4 separate regions of the Homo sapiens genome follow, and regions 2, 3 and 4 are each linked to region 1. The links are chromatin contacts, found by Hi-C or POLR2A ChIA-PET in ENCODE. All regions are on one chromosome and are shown on one strand. The core of a region is the stretch at or near the end of the contact, and the rest is flanking DNA. Distances in the headings are between cores, read along the strand shown.

The links. A loop is a pair of places that touch in the nucleus more often than their neighbours do. ChIA-PET counts read pairs that join two places held with the same protein, here RNA polymerase II (POLR2A). Pooled maps may share reads with other maps.
Region 2: a pooled map shows a loop between it and region 1 (2.4-fold over the local background). The contact joins the enhancer-like site here to the promoter of PANK2 in region 1. A Hi-C loop is called at or near these places in 4 of 50 pooled maps. POLR2A ChIA-PET finds 5 or more read pairs at or near these places in 2 of 52 experiments (HepG2 and OCI-LY7).
Region 3: a loop to region 1 is called in a pooled map, with 5 times the contacts of the local background. The contact joins the enhancer-like site here to the promoter of PANK2 in region 1. A Hi-C loop is called at or near these places in 1 of 50 pooled maps. POLR2A ChIA-PET finds 5 or more read pairs at or near these places in 3 of 52 experiments (GM12878, activated CD4-positive, alpha-beta T cell and activated T-cell).
Region 4: a map of sigmoid colon shows a loop between it and region 1 (9-fold over the local background). The contact joins the promoter of PTPRA here to the promoter of PANK2 in region 1. A Hi-C loop is called at or near these places in 1 of 168 maps with a recorded cell type or tissue (sigmoid colon) and 4 of 50 pooled maps. POLR2A ChIA-PET finds 5 or more read pairs at or near these places in 1 of 52 experiments (activated B cell).

What each region holds. Positions count from the first base shown.
Region 1 is chr20:3,887,618-3,891,042 of GRCh38, reverse strand. It overlaps PANK2 (pantothenate kinase 2), which reads right to left and starts at 1,656. Exons shown (of 7, transcript NM_001386393.1): 1 at 1,315-1,656. The coding sequence starts at 1,612. It overlaps PANK2-AS1 (PANK2 antisense RNA 1), which reads left to right and starts at 1,870. Exons shown (of 2, transcript XR_001754478.3): 1 at 1,870-2,304; 2 at 2,494-3,425. RefSeq lists silencers at 1,272-1,771, 1,962-2,021 and an enhancer at 2,030-2,581.
Region 2 is chr20:5,592,491-5,595,915 of GRCh38, reverse strand. It overlaps GPCPD1 (glycerophosphocholine phosphodiesterase 1), which reads left to right. Exons shown (of 20, transcript NM_019593.5): 4 at 2,505-2,589. Among named protein-coding and RNA genes, the nearest start is that of GPCPD1, 17 kb to the left of the region's middle. RefSeq lists a silencer at 2,399-2,693. Within about 2 kb of position 1,600, at least 5 of the 41 ENCODE cell types and tissues checked have a DNase peak (open chromatin) inside an H3K27ac peak, as active enhancers do; they include OCI-LY7, where a contact is called at or near this core.
Region 3 is chr20:5,076,989-5,080,413 of GRCh38, reverse strand. It overlaps a transcript of TMEM230 not described here. Among named protein-coding and RNA genes, the nearest start is that of TMEM230, 34 kb to the left of the region's middle. RefSeq lists an enhancer at 1,428-1,497. Within about 2 kb of position 1,758, at least 23 of the 41 ENCODE cell types and tissues checked have a DNase peak (open chromatin) inside an H3K27ac peak, as active enhancers do.
Region 4 is chr20:2,871,907-2,875,331 of GRCh38, reverse strand. It overlaps PTPRA (protein tyrosine phosphatase receptor type A), which reads right to left and starts at 1,851. Exons shown (of 24, transcript NM_001385305.1): 1 at 1,572-1,851. RefSeq lists silencers at 1,378-1,657, 1,668-1,717, 1,898-1,967, 2,588-2,727 and enhancers at 1,212-1,841, 1,842-2,473, 2,474-3,103, 3,104-3,425.

The DNA of each region.
Region 1 (3,425 bases), core at 407-2,906:
AAAAAACCCTTGTGGCTAATGGCTATACTCTTATTTGCTGAATCTTTGGAATTTACATCCATTTCCAACGATGTAATACAAAACCATGAAGGATCTCATATTTTGCATTGCTTCAAACTCAGGTGCTTCTCAAATAAAACAAAACTAGGTGACTGACTCTGAAAATGGCACAGGTTAAGAATCTGTTTTCCAAATCTGTTGCAAGAAGATGGAAAAAGACAAAAGAACTGAAAACTCCCAAACTTTTCACAGCAAAATAGAACTACATTTAATCATCCATATCAGAGAAGATTCAAAAAAGCAGTTGGGTGACTGGGCTAAGGTAGAAGACTATTCAATAAAAATCTCACATCTTGCCATTTTCCCTCCCTCTCACAATCTGCATTTAAACAAGTCAATTTCCTGAAATAGGAATCTGGCAACACCCACCAAAAAGTCCAACCATATGTAAAATGGCATCACACTGTAAAGCTCATATTACAGTATCAGGACAATTGATACTTTCAACAGCAGCAATGGCTGCCAGGCAGCGGTCCTGAATTGAAGACTTGTAAAGGGGAGAAAATACACAACACAGAAAAAGAAACCTAATAAAATGGGGAAACGGATTCTCTGGGAGGAGCGTATGCAACTCCCAAGGCAAAATTCAGAAAGATGTTGTTTCCCCTCAAAACAAAGAGCCTTAATGCCCAGAATGCCACAGTTCTGAATCGTGAGTACCTGCAAATAGACAGAAGGAAAACGGAGGGGATATGTGGGTGAGAGATGACCTGGATTCTCACGAGAAGAAGGGCAGCCACCTTAGAGGTGCACGGAATACAGTTTCAGGCCTGGTGCAACTCAAGGGGCAGTTCACCATTTTCCAGTAAGCCCGAAATTGACGAATAAAAGGGACTTAAAGTATTAGAGAGCAGCTCTTTGGAAACCCACGGAAAACAAACATTGGGGATTCAAAGGATTTGGGAGGAAAGGAGGTGGAAATGAGTCAAAAGAAGCCTTCTCGAGGATAAAATCATGTGACCCTCAGGAAGAGAATGCCCAAGGAGCTAAGAAAAGGGAGGACAGGTCCTGGGGAAAAGCCCTCCACTCCAACAAGCGGGAAGTGCATACCAATGGGTGCGGGGGGGCCCCCGAAGGTACCGCTTTCGGAGCACCCGAGGCCTCCAGCCGGATGTCAGGCCACGCACCAACGAGGGACCACCGTGCGGGGACAGTGTCCGCGCGCGGGAAAAACGGCGGCGGGGCCGGAAGGGGACAGGGTGGGCCGGAAGGGGGGGCAGGGCGGGCCGGGAGGGCGCCCCACGGAACACTTACGCGGCCGCTTTTTCCTCAGGCTTTCGACGCGCTGGCGGGAGACCGAGGTGGGGCCGCTGTAAGAGCCCAGTCGATCCCGCCTCGTGCCCTCAGCCGAGGCCCCGACCGCGGGCACCGACGCGCTGCTCGCCCGGCGCCGCAGTGGCTCCTGCCGCCGCCCTTCGGGGTCCCCGGCCGCCTGCTCCCCAGCCGACGAGACGGAGGTGGCGGAAGCCCTGCCGTGGCGCTCCATGGGCGCGCCGAGCCGGCCCCCTCCCATCCGCAGCAGCAGTCGCTGCCGCCCGAGCAAGCCCCCCAGCGTCGGATTCCTTCTCGCCTCCTCCGCGGCAGTCCAGCCAGAGCAGAGGCGCGCCCTCGGCCGGCCGCCTCTTCCGTTGCGCCAACGCGCAGGAAGCCAATCCGACGAGGCTGGGGACGGCCCAAAGGCCTCGCGTCCAGTCGGCTCCCTAACTCGAGGAGGATTGACCGTGCCTCCGTCCAATGAGAGGCTATCGTGACGGGGCGGGGAGAGGGTGGTGGAGGAGGGGATCCGGGTTCCGCGGAGGAAGAGAAGGCGGTGTAGCCCAGAAGAGAGTGATGGCGGCGCCGCCCAATGGACGCGTGGGTGGAAGGGCCCGAGCCTCCTCATCCACCCCCTCCTTCCGCCCCCCACTTGTGCATGCCTCTGCCCCCCCGGGCCGCGGAACTCTCCTGGGGCGACCCCGAGTCCCACCCCGCTGCTCCGTGCCGTCCTCGCAGCTCGAGCCCTCCTCCAGCCCAGCAGTGCTCCCGCAGCGTCTGGCCGCTGGTCGTCGGCAGACGAAAGGGCTTGAACCGCGGCTGACCTTAGCCTTTGTCCCTCGGCCTAGTTCCGCAGCTGCCGTCGAGGCCGCCAGCCCCTCCCCCAGCATGTTTGGGCTAAGCCGCCTCCTTTCCGCCTGCGTTGGAGAGAGAGGTACCAGAAGGAATGAAAGGACTGGGGCTTGTCTCCATGGCAACTGAAAGAAAGAGGTGGGTTATAAATCCTTCGCCACCCTCCTGTGGCGAAGGAGGGGAAGTGGGAGCCGGGAAGTAGAGTTGGCCTTTTGCAGGAGAGTCTGGAGCCCCTTTCTGGGTGATGCATTGGGGGCCATAGAAGGATTTGGCTGCCGCTTTGGAGCATGGATTTTTTTTTTAATCATCTTCCTTTCTCTTTTGGAGAGAAAAATTGGTCACCTCCAGGACTGAGACCCTGACCCTTCCAAGCATCCCCACTACCAAAGGCTGCCCAAGCCCGGAAGGATCCCATCCCGTTCTGTACTCTGAGGTCACTTCCTCACTCCGTCAAATTTCACTGGACTGTGGGCTAATTAAAAGTGCCTCCGTATTAGCGGGGCGTGGTGGCCCATGCCTATAATCCCAGCTACTTGGGAAGCTGAGGCAGGAAAATTGCTTGAACCCGGGTGGCGGAGGCTGCAGTGACCCAACATTGTGCAACAAGAGCGAAACTCCGTCTCAAAAAAAATAAAAAATAAAAAAGAGTGCCTCCCTGGGGAGACTGTAATGCCCACTGGGCAGTGATCCTAATGCCCCTTGGGCAGTGATCCTTATTCCCCTCTCCCATAATGATTGGTTGTAGCAGGCTGAACAAAAAGGTTGAGCTTCGCTTGTGCTTGCTGAATAGAATTCTCACGCCCACTCCACGTTAGCTCCCCTCACTGTAGGACTAGCTCTGAAAATTCTAGCTCCTGTAGGAAGCCAACACAGACGGATCTACAAGAACCAAAAACAGCTATAGCTACTCTTCTAAATCTCAGTGCCTGACATTGCCTCTCTTTCTGCCTCCTCTCTCCACCCCCCAAAAAATGTGGTCCTCCTTGACCTGAGGGAGCTTCCGTCCAAGTCTGAGCTCTGATCATCCTGAAGAATCAAAGTATCATCATCCCTTGGCTGGCAAGATGAACTCCAACATCAAAACACTTGAAACAGTAGTATTTTTACACAATTTGCCCACTGCCTCTACATCTCACTTAGTCCTTGCAGTAACATTTGGATGATGAGGTAACTTATCCAGAAGCACAAAGCCTAAAGAATGACAGAGCTTGGACTCCTGAGAAGTTCAGCTACTGCCCGCCTTATGATAACCAAAAGAA
Region 2 (3,425 bases), core at 351-2,850, 1.7 Mb before region 1:
GTTTTTCACAGCTTATTAGTAATTCTACTCTGCACTAGTGGGGCTAGTTTCACATGCTCCAACTGGCTGTTTTGGAGATGAGGTAGTACTGGGAATTTGTCCCCCCCCCTTTTTTTCTTTTTGGGGTAGCAGAAATGGCAACTTTCTATTCTTAATTGGAAGAGTCCACCTGGAAACCTCTGTTGAAAAGGATTCTGAGGCTTATTGGGGAAAAATAGGGAACATGTGTCAAGCATTTGCTATTCTTTTTTTGTTTTTGTTTTTGTTTTTGTTTTGAGATGGAATCTCACTCTGTCACCCAGGCTGGAGTACAGTGGCGCGATCTGGGCTCACTGCAACCTCAGCCTCCCAGGTTCAAGTGATTCGCCTGCCTCAGCCTCCTGAGTAGCTGGGATTACAGGCTTGTGCCATCTCGCCTGGCTAATTTTTATATTTTTTGTAGAAATGTGGTTTCATAATGTTGGTCAGGCTGGTCTTGAACTCCTGACCTCATGATCCGCCCACCTCAGCCTCCCAAAGAGTTGGGATTACAGGCGTGAGCCACCACGCCTGGCAGCATTTGCTATTCTTGCTTTAAAGCAGTGATTTTTACTTATTTATTATTTATTTATTTTTTATTATTATACTTTAAGTTCTAGGGTACATGTGCAGAACGTGCAGGTTTGTTACATATATATACATGTTCCATGTTGGTTTGTTTAAAGCAGTGATTTTTAAAAATGTACATACCTTAATTAAAAAATACTTTATTGCTAAAAAATGATACAATCATTTGAGCCTTTAGTGAATTGCAATCTTTTTGCTGGTGGAGAGTTTTGTCTCAATGTTGATGGCTGCTAACTGATCAGAGTCGTGGTTGCTGAAGGTTGAAGGACAGTGTCAATTTCTTAAAATAAGACAGTGAAGTTTACTACATTGATTAACTGTTCCTTTCATGAAAGATTTTTCTGTAGCATGCAATCACCATAACAGATATAATAATAACAAAAAAGTTTGAAACATTATGAGATTTGCCAAACTGTGACATAGACACGAAGTAAGCACATGTTGTTGGGAAAATGGCACTGATAGACTTGCTCGACTCAAGTTTGCCACAGACCTTCAATTTGTAAAAAACACAGTATCTGTGAAGTATAATAAAGTGCAATACAATGAGCTATATCTGTATTTATTTTAGGAGCTAAGCTTGTATCAGAGTAAGGACAATGCCCTAAAACCTGTCTTAGCAGAGCCAGGTAGGGCTAAACTACTCATGCTGAATTAACGTTTGGTTAATGGTCTATGACAGGGGTTCTCAAAGTGTTTATAAAAGTTACCTGGAGGCGGCCGGGCCTGGTGGCTCATGCCTGTAATCCCAGCACTTTGGGAGGCCGAGGCGGTTGGATCATGAGGTCAGGAGATCGAAACCATCCTGGCTAATGCGGTGAAACCCGTCTCTACTAAAAATAAAAAAACAAAGTTAGCCAGGCGTGGTGGCGGGTGCCTGTAGTCCCAGCTACTGGGGACGCTGAGGTGGGAGAATAGCATGAACCCGGGAGGCGGAGCTTGCAGTGAGCTGAGATCGCGCCACTGCACTTCACTCTGGGTGACAGAGCAAGACTCCGTCTCAAAAAAAAAAAAGTTACCTGGAGGCTTGTTAAAATACAGGTTACTGGGCCCCCACCCCCAGAGTTCCTAATTCAATAAGTCTGGGTAGGGCCTGAGAATTTGCATTTCTAAGAAGCTCCCAGCTACTAATGATGGTCTGGGACCATGCTGTGGATAGCACTAGTTTATTATTTGAAGCTAAAACTCAGTTACAGTAATGAATTGTAGTGAATTCTTGACCTTAAGGCAGCTGTTGAGTCAAATCTTTAGTTTCTGTTAGAATAACATAGTTCAGAGAAAGACATTGGCCTGAAACAAGATACAGGTTCTGACTGCTTGTCTGAGGAATAGCCAGAGCCTGGGTAGGACAGCTTAGAATAACGGATAGTCAAGAATAGGAGTGTAACTCATGTTTATCTCTCATTTGTGACACAAAAGCTGCGACCCAAAGTCTCTTATCAGCCATGTAACATCCCTCGCTAAGTGGGAAGTCACAGAAGATTCTGACTCTGGCTTCCACTTTTGTACAACTTGAATTTTCTGTTTGGAAACTTATCCTGGCTCTTTATATGGCTGGTTCCTTCTCATCATTTAGACCTGAGCTCAGACAGCGCTTCCTCATTAAAACCTTCCTTCCTTTTAAAAGCCTCCTCCAGAACTTCGTTCTGTCTATCTTCTTTGGTTATTTTTCTGTCTACCCACACAGCAAAGGAAGCTCTTTGAAGATAAGGCTCTTTCTGCAGTATATACCCCTGTGTTCCCATTGCCTGCTACAGAGTAGGCCTGTAAAATTTTGTGTAGGAATAAATAAGTGATATTGGTCATACGTTTTATTTGAGGAGTTTTGTGAATTAAGAAGTCTTTATGCACTGTAGTTTGATATTGATGCTGCTGCTTTTAATTTTCTTTCTTCACAGCATGCTATGGAAAGCAACCATTGTACTCAGTAGAGGAGTATCAGTTCAGTATCGCTACTTCAAAGGGTACTTTTTAGAACCAAAGGTATGTTTTCTTTATCTAGTTTCCAATTCCTTTAGCACTTCCTTCAAAAGCAACTCACTTAAGTTTGAACACGTTCAAAGTAAAATGCATTTGCTTTGGTCAAATAAGGAATAGAACTCTTGATTAATAAAATTTACCAAAACCAAGGAAGTAGCCACTTCAGAGGCAGATGATGTCTGCCATGGAATTTTAAAAAGACATAGTAAGTATGTTCTGCAGTATTCTTATGAAATTGGTTTTAATGTGTTCTCTGTAAGTGTGCATTTTCGGTAACTTTTGTAAACTAGTTAGGAACCACTTGCAGAGCTTTTACTTTTGGTTTTGTTTTTTAATCCTTATGTGATGTAAATACATTTAGAGAAGTATATAGCCTGTTTTAAGTGAGTAATTAAAAAAATTATTTCACAGCAGCCATCTCTTAGTGGCTGTGTTAACTCTGATCAAAATTTAATTGATTCCTTTTAGATTTTTTCAAAGATGTTATTGATAAGACCCCTATCTTTTCTGGAGGCCTTTGGCATATCTATTCTAAATTTGCCTGTTCACAATTCATTATTTTGGGATTGTTTTCATATTCAGAAAAGAAAAAAAGTTAATCATTTTCCTTTTATTCTAAAGATACTTATTTGCTGAAAGGATTCTTTTCCTTCAGACTTTTACATTTGACACCCTTGGGCTGCATATGAACAAGGGTTTAGGCAGGGGTCTAGGATACAAATCATGGATTAGCTCTTGTTAAAAAATGTATTTCCTTTGGGAGTCATTAAGTGTTTTTGTTACGTGTGAAAAATGCAAGCAGCCACTGTTACCTCGTGCTCTTAGCCACCATTATACAA
Region 3 (3,425 bases), core at 509-3,008, 1.2 Mb before region 1:
AAATTGTATCAGTTAACACAGCAACTTTCAGTCTTGCTGTAGAAATGAGAAGTATGAAACTGGTACAAAAAGAAAAAGGAAAGAAACAAAGATGAGCAACTAATCATAATTTGTGAACACATTAATTGCAACTTACAAAAACCAAGAGGATTTTTCTTCTTTATTTTCCGGCGTCTACATTAAGGACACAGAGATTTTTTCAAAAAGCTGTTTGCACTAATAAGAGAGCTTAGCAGCAGGATAGATGATTACAAATAATATCAAAATTGAGAGAACTTCTACTCTACTAGAATAACATTTAGGAACATTGTCTCATTCACAATAACTATAAAACAAAATACTTGAAGATCAAATTAATAGAAAGTTACTGAAGATAGTAACCCAGCTTTTATTAGTTTTATAAAATAATCTTCTTAAGTATCTCAGTAAGATGTAATGATTTTTTTCAAACAAACAAAAACTATGCAGTTTTTTAAACTAAAAATACAAAAGTTAGCCAGGTATGGGGGTGCATACCTGTAGTCCCAGCTACTCGGGAAGCTGAGGCAGGAGGATCACCTCAGCCTGGGAGGCAGAGGTTGCAGTGAGCCAGGATCGCACCTCTGCACTCCAGCCTGGACAACAGAGCAAGACCCTGTCTCAAAAAAGAAAGGAGAGAGAGAAAATAAGGCTTTCCAATTTTTTTTTCTTCTTTTTTAAAAATTTCAGTGAATTTCAGTCGTGAGTGACCATTCTCCCAGGAGATGGAAAGATTATTTCATTACACTAGTAAAAGCTGGGTGCAGTGGCATGCACCTGTAGTCCCAGCTGAGGTGGGAAGATGACTTGAGCTCAGGAGTTGGAGGCTGTAGTGATCTATGATTGTGCCATTGCACTCCAGCCTCGGTGACAGAGCAAGCTGTCTCTAAAAACAAAACAAAAACCTAAAGTCTCAATATTATAAAGAAATGCAAATTCATCTACAAATGCAATTCCATTCTAATCAAAATCACATAGAAGGAGTGGGGGAATTCAACAAAGTGGTTCTGAAATCTATCTAGAAATAAAAGATTAATATAATAGCCAAGGAAAAGTCAAAGGGGAAACTTGAGAATACTTAACCTCTTTGATATTAAATGACATTACAAATCAGGCATGCTGTCTTGTGCCTGTAGTCCCGCTACTCAGAAGGCTGAGGCAGGAGGATTCCTTGAACCCAGGAGATCAAGGCCAGCCTGGGCAACATGGCAAGACCCTGTCTCTAAAACAATAAAATAAAATGGCATTATAAACCTACAGAAATTAAAACAGGGTGATTCTGCATAGGCATTGAAAGAAAAATCAATGGAACAGAAACACTATGCAAAAAGAGTCACAAATATCAGCAAAATTTTGTATGTGATAAATGGGCAATTAAAATCACCAGAGAAAGGATAGCTTGTTTAATAAATAGTGTTGGAATAACTAATTAACAAATGTAGGCTGGGCCCATTGGTGCATGCTTGTAGTCCCAGCTACTTGGAAGGCTGAGGCAGGAGGATTGCTCGAGGCCAGGAGGTTGAGGCTGCAGGGAACCATGATCACACCACTGCAGTCCAGCCTGGGCAACAGAGCAAGAGTCTGTGTCTCAAAAAAACACACCAAAAGACAAGTGGCCCAGTTCTGTGGGCTCATGTTTGGATTGAACTTCCTCATCTCTTAAAGGAGGGCGTCGCCACATGACTTGCCTTGGCGAGGAAATGTGAGTTCAAGCAATATGTGTCATTTCTGAGTAGCGGCTCTAACCGCCAGTTTCACTTTCCCTCTGCCACGGTCCTAGAGTGATCGTGATGCACAACAGAGCCCCGCGTTGACCCATAATGAACACAAAGTGCGAGAGTGAAGTACACCTTTGTTGTGTTAAGCCACTAGATTTGGGGGTTTCTGTCATGCAGCATATCCCAGCCTACCCTGGATGATACAGTCTCTATCTCATACTTCACACCTGTTAGAGGAAAAACAAGTCACCCCAGGAAATTAGAAACATGAATGATTAGCATTTGCTGGGAGTATCTGTGCTTCCAAAGAGGGTGATAGGGAGAAGCCATTGTTTATTCAACAGAGTGAAGGACCGGCTACATAACTTGTAACTTGTGGGGCCCAGTGCCAAATGAAAATGCGCAGTCCCTTGTTTAAAAACTGATTAAAAACTTCAAGAGGGTGACAGCAGAGCATTAAATCAAGCACAGAGTCCCTCTAAGCATGGGTCCCTGGGCGTCTACACAGGTCACACACCCAGGAAATCATGAAGCATCTTTGGCTGTGTCTAATTGACATGTCTGCATCCTCCCTTTTCTCCTGAGCCAGTTTCTACTGCTCTGCCTCAGATTATACTTCCATGGGGCAGTGAGGTTGATGTCTGTGTGTCATTCATGAAGTGTTGATACAAATATCACCTCAGTGAAGCTAAGCCCCCAGGCCCCATGCTACTTATCTCTGATCCTGATTCATTTTTCTCCTTAATACTCACTACCATCATAGTATATATTTCACAAATTTATCTTACTTACAAGTATTTCCCCTAGTAAGATGGAATCCACAAGGGCACAGATTTTTTTTTTTTTAGTTGAGTCTTGCTCTCTTGCCCAGGTTGGAGTGCGCTGTTGCAATCTCAGCTCACTGCAACCTCTGCCTCCCAGGTTCAAGTGATTCTCCTGCCTCAACTACCCAAGTAGCTGGGACTACAGGCGCCTGCCACCACACCCTGCTAATTTTTGTATTTTCAGTAGAGATGGAGTTTCACCATATTGGTCAAGCTGGTCTTGAACTCCTGACCTCAAGTGATCCACCCACCTCAGCCCCCCAAAGTGCTGGGATTACAGGTGTGCGCCACCATGCCCAGTTAATTTTTGTATTTTTAGTAGAGACGGGATTTTGCCATGTTGACCAGGCTGGTCTGGAACTCCTGACCTCAGGTGATCCACCCACCTCCCAAAATGTTGGGATTACAGGCGTCAGCCACCACACCAGGCCAAGGACCAGATTTTTGTCTATTTTGGTCACTGTGTAACCTCAACATTTAGGATAGCCTGTCAGATAGCTGGGACTCAGTAAATGTTTGGTTTTTGTTTTGTTTTGTTTTGTTTTTGAGACAGGGTCTTGCTCTGTTGCCTAGGCTGGAGTGCAGTGGCACAATCTCAGCTCACTGCAGCCTCTACTTTCCTGAGCTCAAATGACCCTCCCACCTCAGTTTCCCGAGTAGCTGGGACTACAGGCACATGCCACCATGTTCAGCTAATTTTGTTTGTTTTTTGTAGAGATGGGGTCTCACTATGTTGCCCAGGCTGATCTCGAACTCCTGGGCTCAAGCAATCCTCCTGCCTTGGCCTCTCAAAGTGCTGGGATTACAGGTGTGAGCCACTGCACTCTGCCAATATTTGTTGAAAGAATGTATGAATGAATTTAAA
Region 4 (3,425 bases), core at 602-3,101, 1.0 Mb after region 1:
TTTTAGTCTTTCAGAGACAGTTTTTTGGAGGCCAGTGGGATATGGGACCTACCAGTTCCCACCTGCTGACTGCTTATGGGGGCTGGGTGGGATGGACATGGGGAAGCCGGGAATCAGAAATACTAAAAGTCCTGGGCATGTACTCCAAGCAGGCCTTCAAAACACGAAAAAATCTCTTGGGAAGTGGATACCGGGAAATAAACAGAGCCTAGGCATAAGAGAGAAGAGATTGGAAAGAATCTACAAGACAACTTGGAGGATTCTCCCACCACGGGAGATAGAAAGGTGGGCAAGACACAGCTCCTGCCCGCAAGAAGCTTCTCAAATGAGAAGAACTTTAAAAGAAAAAGTGGAGCTTGGCAGGTAAAGGTGGGGAAGAAAGAGGATCACATAAAACAAAAACATCCCAACATGTGAGGGGGCAGTCAAGCAGCTCTGAATACTAGCCAGCAAGCGGGATGAGGGGAAGGAGAATTGGAGGATCCGATTAGGCTAAAAGTAAAGGAGTAAATTGAGGCAAGATTGTCAAGGGCTTTGTATGACCTGATAAGGCATTTTAGGCTTCATTCATCCCATGGGAAAAAGAAAAGCGAGGGAGTTTTTAAGTAAACAAGTGACAGCATCAGATCTGTTTCTGAAAGGAGTGGCCAGGCAGGAAGATGTTCGCCCTTTCCTAGTCAGTCCTCCTCTCGCCCACCATCTTCTGTTTCTCAGGCTGCCTGCACAGCTAGCAGGTGGCAAACGAAGCCATCTCCAGGGTGATGTGGACTGGTTCTAGAGCCGGAATCCCTCTCCTGAGCAAAGGCTTCTGATGGCGTTCACCCTGCAGAGGGTGGATTTGCACATTCTTCTTTTCCTGTCTTACAAATATCATCAGTGATCTCAAAAATAAAAACGAAACCCTCAAGACAGGACTCTGCTCTGCTATTTTTTTTTTTTAATCTTCAGGAGATATAATTAGTAACTAATTTTTTCAAAAAAAATTTTTTATTTACCGAAAGTAAAAAGGGAGGGGACCTGCGTTCTCAATTGGCCTATTCTGAATTCTGGGCAGCTCTCAGCCCTTATTTCCCTTCTTAAACAGCCTCAACAGTTGGGAGAGGGCGGCAAGGAGAGGGGCCTGGGAGACGGGCCGGGGGACCGAGGGAGGTGGACTTGAAGGGAAAGAAAAGTTGGTCACTGCAAAAGCAAATTTTCTCATGCCAAGAGTTTTCCTCTTTCCTCCCATTAAATGGACCTGAGCAAATTCTGTTCTCGCCGTTCTAAGTTTCTTCTCTGAGAATCAACTCTGGCAGTGCCCTGGCCTGGTCCCAGAAGGACGCATGCAAAGTTCCTGGGCAGTCGCGAGGGGTCGGCACTCGGGCCGGCACGTTTCCGGGGACCCCCTCCCCGCGACGGACCCGCAAGGATGCACAATCAACCTGCAGGCGCCCGCAGGCTTCTACCCGGAAAAGATGGCTTAGGGCTTCGGGCTCCGGGCTCTGGGCTGTGGCCCGGGACCCCTCCCACCGCCCCCGGGAGCCGCTCCCCCTTCCGGAGCCCACCCGGGCGCAGCGGCCGCGAACACTCACAGAGTCGGGCGTTGGGCGGGACCGCTGGGGACGAGGACAGCGGCTCCGCCTCGGCTCCGCGGCGGCGTTTCGGGCCGCCACTAGCCCTCAGGGCCGCCGCCCGGCCCGCGGCTCCGAGCCCCGCGGCGGCGGCGGCGGCCTCGCCTCCATGGCGAGGGGAAGCGGCTGAGGGGCGACTGGGCGGGCGACAGTGATGGCGGCAGCGGCCGGGGTCCGAGCGCGATCGCGCGCGCGCGCGTCTCTGTCAGCGCCGCACTCGCCGCAGCCTCGCTCCCGACCCGGCCTTGGCTGTAAGACGCGTGTTCATTGGCTGTTCAGAGACAGGCGCTGGTTGGCCGACAGCGAACGGGCGTCTCCGGCCCGCGCGGGCCCCGCCCTTGCGCTCCGCTGGGCGCTCACTTGCCGGCTGGGGCGCCGAACCCGGTCGCACGTTCTCCTGGTAGCTCCAGAGGGGTTCGCCCCGGGGCTGCCCAGTCCTTCGGGAAGCTGGACCCCGGAAGGACCGGCTGCGAGTGCACCAGTGCCTTCAGCCATTCTACAGTCACAGGCCTCATGACTTGGGCCTTCTTCCCAGTTTACAGATCAGGAAACCGAGGCCAGGCACAAACTACACCAATGTCTAGCCACCAGGGCGGCCTGCAACTCGAGAGCCATCTTCCTAACCCTCTCCAAACGTGATACTGTGGGTCTTTTTTTTCCCTCCCCTAATTGCTGCAAAGAACGACGGATCTCACTGGGGAGGGAGAGGAACCTGCCAAGTCCCTAGAACGGATCTGGCTCCGTGGGTGTCGTCTTATATCAAGTCAGCCCACGCCGTCCCCACCCGAGCTCCAGGGTAATCTCCCCCGCTTTCCAGATGCGCATGCTGGGGCCCCGCTCGCCACCGAGCTGAGTAGAAGCACAACACATGGTGCTCTGCGATGGAGGTGCCTTTTGCGATACGCCTGGCGGGGGAGGGGAGGCTCAAAACGCAGAGAGGAGCCAGAGTGCGCCCTCCCCCGGCCGGGGTTGGGGCGCGTACCCCCTTCCCGGCGCTCCCGGCACGGCGTCTGGTGCGTGACACCCGCGAAGCAATCGCTCAGTCCATCCAGCGGCAGCAGGTTCCTACACGGATCCCCGCGGGTGCTGCAGGACCTGAGCGTCTGCGGCTGAAAGCCGATTACGCAGTCGAGATAGGTGGTGGCAAATGCGACATTTCGCCGGGTTGTGATCCCCAGTAGGGACCCCTGGACATTCCGAGACCCGCGCAGGGCGAGCGGCTGGGCGTCTGCAGGCAAAAGACAGATTGCACAGTAGCGCACAAACCGAGCTTGCGGGTAGGGGACGCTTTATCCCAGACCCAGAGTCTGCGGTTCCCGGGGTAGGTGGCGGCGAGTCTCTCCTCCAGACCGGGCAACCCCTGAGTCCCCCTCACGCACCCCAGGCCGGAAGGAGTCCCACATTCGGGGCGCCCCCGGGGAAGGGTTGTGACCGGCGGCAACTCTTCATGGCAGGAAACACTGCGGCGCAAAAGGGGCTCCCAGCAGCCCCCACCATCTCCAGTCCTACCATCTCCGGTCCCCACCACCGCCTTCTGTTGGGGCGCCAGTTAGGGACTCTGTGCCCCACTCCTCCGTATTGTGGGCTCACATCAGCAGCCCCTACCATCTCCAGTCCTACCATCTCCGGTCCCCACCACCGCCTTCTGTTGGGGCGCCAGTTAGGGACTCTGTGCCCCACTCCTCCGTATTGTGGAATAAGTTAGTCCATGCTAACCAGAGCCAGGGCCTGGGAATATGGGTGGGGCGGGCCTCAGGCCGTCCCCTCCCCAGCAGGGAAGTCTCTCCTTGAGTGGGAGTTGTGACTCTCTCTCCC